Regions from separate parts of the Homo sapiens genome. Here region 2 is linked to region 1. The links are chromatin loops, found by intact Hi-C in ENCODE. Cell type or tissue: gastrocnemius medialis. All regions are shown on one strand.

Region 1 (2,500 bases):
GACCACTCCCCTGGCAAGGACCCCAAGAGGGTCCTGTTCCTGACATCCAAGAGCTCCCTTGGGTCCCCTGGGTGCTCCTTGTGGCCTCTGGCTTGGGACATACCAGCACGTTTGTGAGGCCTGGGGCTTGGAAGGCATTAGAGGGTAGAGGTGATCCCTTCCTCCCAACTGCAGTCCTGTCTGTGAGGGGCAGAGTGGACGAGGCAAGGGAGAGACGAGTCTTGAAGTCCCAGGCGGGTGGGGACAGACAACCCTTGCCGCAATGGTGGCCGGTGGCTCTTGGCAAGTGGGGACCCCAGGGTGCCACAAGCCTTGCCACCCTGGCCTCTCCCCTGTGCCTCGGGCTCGGCTGCCATATGACCACCCATTTCCCCACAGCAACGCTCCACGGTAGCATCCATGATGCACAGACAGGAGACTGTGGAGTGTCTGAAAAAGTTCAATGCCAGGAGAAAGCTCAAGGTGAGGCCCTGGCCCCTAGTCCCAGGCACGGCCATGCTTCTCTGTGTCCCTCTGGGCTGGAGCAGGGGGGCCTTGGGGGGTCTGGGCAGACCTAGGGGTTACTGCTGCCCCCAAGACTGACTGTTAGCAAGTCCCAGACTGGATGCATCAGGTGAACTCAGGCCAGCTTGGGAATGAGTCCAGAGGGGCCCTGGGCCAGGTGTGGCTCCTCCTAGTTGTCTGTGCCACCTCCTAGCAGCCCTTGGAGGAGCTGTCCTGAAGCGCTCGCTGTGGGCTCCTCACCCGGGCTCTGCAGGCAGCACTCACCCTCTGGCAGTCACACTGTTTAGTACAAGCAAGTCCGAAGCTTCCGGCTCAGACAGGTTTGGTAAGGAGAGCAGAGCCACACACACTGGTCTTGGGTGGGCTGGGGGAGTTCTGGGAGGGAGGTGGGTCCCAGTAGGGTATCCAACCTGCCTGCTTTGGTCAGGGCTGGCTCCGGTGACCGCACACTGGCAGTCCCTCTACTTGTGGGTTCCGGGATGGGGACTTGTTGCCTGACTGCCCTCTGCTGGTCTCTGAGCAGTTCTCCCCGGAAGCCCCAGGACTGTTGCCCTGTCTGAGCCTGTCAGGAAAAGAAGGGGCTGTCAGGGAGCTGGACCCCAGAGGAGCTGCCGTGGTGACCAGCTGTTCTGGTGACCCCTGAGGCTTGAGGGGTCTTGAAGCAGCTAGAAGCTGTAGTTGGTCAACAGGTTTAGGCCCAGGGTGTGTGTAGTTCTGGAAATAGGTGATCTGTCTCAGTGCGGCTGCTGGCTTCCTGGAGCTCTTGCCTCTCTGGAAGGCTGAGGTCATGTCAGCCTCATGACAATGAGGCTGAGCATCTGGGCAGGAGGACAGGGGTCTTATCCTGGCCAGAAGCCAGCAGGGAACACTGATGGGATAGCCCCGGTTTTATCTGTGTCTCTCCCCAGGGAGCCATCCTCACCACCATGCTGGCCACACGGAATTTCTCAGGTGAGCCTTTCTTCTCCAGGGAGACAGGCGCTGCCCCCTCCCTGCTGGCCCACGCAGGAGAGCGCCTCCTTCCTCACCAGCCTCTCCACTCCTCCTCTGCGGCAGGCCTGCCCTCGGCGTCTGCCCTCAGCTCTGAGACCCACTGCCCACCTGGCCCCGCTGGGCTCCCACCTTGGGTGATACCACAGGGTCCAGCCCCCCGAGGCCATCACCTTCGTGCTGGGTCTGTGTCCCTCCACCCCCTGAACACGAGCGTCTGTGCTGCCCCACTGGGGCTCACAGCATCGTGTGTGTCTGTCCAGGCGTTTGTCGGGCATCTATGTGGCCTCCTTGTCATTTTGAGTGCTCTGAACATTGTGTTTTGTGCGGGAGGTGGGCAGAAGGGATGCGGGGTGATGCGGGAGGCTCGGGGGCCTCCTTCCAAGTTCTGGATGAGCTGCAGCCTCCTGTCCCGGCTGCTCAGGGTGGGTGGTTGGGAAGCAAGTTCTCTTGGCAGGGGGGTGGGGTCTGTTATAGACCCCTGAGGCCCAGGGCGCTGGCAGACCCATCGGGCATGATGTTAGCCCCGGAGTGGAGCCGGCAGCCCAGGTCTGGACAAGCTGTACCTGTGGCTTCTCCGTCGTCCGACACTCCGTGTGCGAGCGTCTGTGATCCGTCTCTCTCGTTGTCCGTTTGCATCTGGTGCCCCCCACCCGCCATCCTGTTACTTTTGCTGTGATGCTGTAATGCCGGGAACGCGTGCACACGGTCACACCAACACTAATAGGACTGTCCTGTCTGCTGTGTGCTCACCACACCCTTTGGGCATGAGAAGCCCCCACTGGGGTTTTCTAAGGAGAAAGGAGGCAAATGCTTTTCCGTGTCAATCAGTCCAATCTTGTTTTCACTCTCTTGAGCAAAGGATTCTGGAACCATCTGTCACCTAAACTTTAACTCTAATCTTCTTCTGCTTCCTTTGTCTCTTTTCTTCCCTTACCTCGCCCACCCCTCGTCTGTGTCCGCCCACCCCTCCCTTCCCCTCGTCTCTAACCCGGTGCTAACAGTG
Region 2 (2,500 bases), 85 kb before region 1:
GGGTTAAACACAACGCCAAGAACAAACCTCAGACTTGGCCTCCAGTCCTTTCTCGAGCCCATGCCAGTCTGTCTGTTAGGATGGCCCAGGATTCTCTGAGTCCAAGTCTGACATAGACGGGGTCTCCCTTCCTGCTATGGTCCTGCTGAAGTCAAGGCCAGGATCCCTCTGCTTCCTCAGCTGGGGACTTCCCCAGGTGGCCCAGCATTTGCCTTTGGCCTGAGAATTTCTCGTCCTCTAGTGTCTTCTGGGTGCAGGTGGGTCGATGGCAGGGACTTGTTGCCGTGTGGTCTACTAATTGCCCAGCAGTCCCATGCCAAATGCATCCTGGCCCAGAAGGGCCCTGGCTGCCAGCACTCAGAATGCCTTTATCCCCTCCCTTATCCACATGACATTTATTGTGGCTTCTGGGGCTTGCCCTGGGCTGGCCACGAGGTGAGAGGGATGAGCAGGATAGGCCCAGAATTGGTCCTTGGGGAGCAGTAAGGAAGTCATATCAGGGCAGCAGCGTGACCCAAATCCAGAGCTGGCTGCTGGAAACCCCCTCCTCAGAGCCTGCCCAGGATGGACCCCGTCAGAGAAGAGTGTGGGGATGCTGGAGCCCAGTGGTCTAAAGTCCCGGTTCTGGACAGCAGCCCTGGTGCCAGGCCTCAGGGAAGGCTGTTTTGTGGGAAACCGGGTCGCCCTGCCTCCTGCCTGCCTCCCTGCACTCTCCTCCTCCTTGGCTGCTTTCAGGAGGGGGTTGGGGTGTGTGGGCCCTCCTCCTCCAGGCAAAAGCAGGGGGCAGGCAGGTGGACCGTGCTGGAAAAGGAGAGAATGTGCACCTTTACCTGATCAGGGTGGCTGTGAGCTCTCAGGCCCCCCAAATTGCTGGTGGAGCAGCCCCTGTTCCCCTGGCTCAGGGTCCGTTGGTCTGGACTCCGAATGTTGCCTCCTGGGACCTCCATTCCAGACAACCCAGCAACCAGTCTTTGGAGAAGTGAGGGGGAAGGGAGGGGCTGGGGCCAAGGGGAGGGGGCAGGCCCCACCCTTTCACTTTCTCATGCTAGTGACCCAGTGTGTACACTGCCTTCTGGGCGGTTCCTCCTGGCCAGGCAGCCTTTGGGGCATGTGTGGCTGATGGAGACTGGGCAGAAGGGATCTGGCAGCATCTCTTCCTGAGGGTGTGAGGAATGAGTCCTGTGGAGGGCAGCACATGAGCCCTCTACCTCCATGTGGGCCCCAGTCCCCTCCTGCTGTCAGGCTAGGTGGGCCTTCGAGAGAGAGAGAGGAGGCTGCGTTCATTATGTGCACTCTTCTGTGTTATGTGAGAGCGAGGGGTCGGCAGCAGCAAGTGGCCTGCGTGCGCGAGGTGCGGGCGTGGTGCGGGTAGAGGATGAAGGCGTCAGTACAGGGCGCGGGTGTGTGTGTGGGGTGCGGGGGCGGGCGGGGGCGGGCGCGCGTGTGAGTGCAGGTGCAGGTGCAGGTGCGTTGCGGGTGCGGGGCAAGGGTGTGTGTGCAGGGCGCGTGTGCAGATGCAGGGCGCCGGTGCCCTGCGGGTGCGGGTGCAGGAGCAGCGTGTGCAGGGCGCGGGGAAGGCGCGTGCAGGGGGCGGCGGGCGGGGCGGGCGCGGCGGCGGCGGCGGTGACAGCGGCGCCCGCGCCTCCCCGCGCGTAGGTGTGCGGCGCGCTCCTGGCGAGGACGGAGCGAGCAGATCTCGCGTGCGCTCGCCGCCCGGCGCAGCCCAGCCCGGCCCCCGCCTGGCGCCGCGAGCCGAGGTGTCTCCCGCGCCCGCGCCCGTGTCGCCGCCGTGCCCGCGAGCGGGAGCCGGAGTCGCCGCCGCCCGAGCGCAGCCGAGCGCACGCCGAGCCCGTCCGCCGCCGCCATGGCCACCACGGTGACCTGCACCCGCTTCACCGACGAGTACCAGCTCTACGAGGATATTGGCAAGTAAGAGCAGCGGCGCGCGCGGGCTGGGCCGGGGACCCCAGAGGGCCGGGACCTCCGGGACCCTCCGCGCCGCCGGCTCCAGGCGCACTGCGGGCCCGCGCGCCGCCGGCTTCTCTGGGCTCCGGGCCCAAGCGCACGGCCCCGCGCGGCCCCGACCCGCGAGCCCCCGGCCCCGGGCCTGGCTGCCTGACCTCAGCGCGCGCGGCCCTGCCCAGCTCTGCCCAGCGCGGCTGCCGGGCCGGGGCTCCGGGCTCGCGACTTGGCGCGGCGGGGGCGGCAGCAGGTGTCCCCGGAGCGCCCGGCAGACGTGACGCATTTGGCGGCGGGGAGGTCAGAGAGGAGGGGCGCGCGGGGGTGGCCCCCGGGCCTGGAGCGCCGGGAGGGGTCGGCTGCGGCCCCAGAGGGTCGTCCCCGACGCGGGTGCGCTGTCCCCACCCCCACCCGAGCGGCAGGCGGCGGGGGTGGCGGGACCTGCTTGCGCCTGCTCCTGCGCGTGGCCCCATCCGCGCTGGGGGTGCCGGCGTGGGAGAGCCTCTGCTGTAGGTCCCCTGGGGAATCTGGGTTCTGGAGG

The links. Peaks named below come from ENCODE experiments on the same cell type or tissue, not always from the same donor. Only the 100,000 strongest peaks of a DNase experiment are listed, where the experiment ranks them.
Region 2: a loop joins it to region 1, with 12 times the contacts of the local background. A loop is called at or near these places in 7 of 110 quality-filtered maps.

What each region holds. Positions count from the first base shown.
Region 1 is chr7:44,239,662-44,242,161 of GRCh38, reverse strand. CAMK2B (calcium/calmodulin dependent protein kinase II beta) reads left to right here. Exons shown (of 24, transcript NM_001220.5): 11 at 379-462; 12 at 1,413-1,455; 13 at 2,499-2,500. Among named protein-coding and RNA genes, the nearest start is that of YKT6, 40 kb to the right of the region's middle. RefSeq lists enhancers at 736-835, 856-925, 1,086-1,285. In gastrocnemius medialis, a CTCF peak has its summit at 1,007 (motif pointing left); a DNase peak (open chromatin) is centred at 991.
Region 2 is chr7:44,324,786-44,327,285 of GRCh38, reverse strand. CAMK2B (calcium/calmodulin dependent protein kinase II beta) reads left to right here and starts at 1,692. Exons shown (of 24, transcript NM_001220.5): 1 at 1,692-1,929. The coding sequence starts at 1,865. In gastrocnemius medialis, a CTCF peak has its summit at 1,191 (motif pointing right); a DNase peak (open chromatin) is centred at 1,183; H3K4me3 peaks cover 1,037 bases; H3K27ac peaks cover 1,172 bases.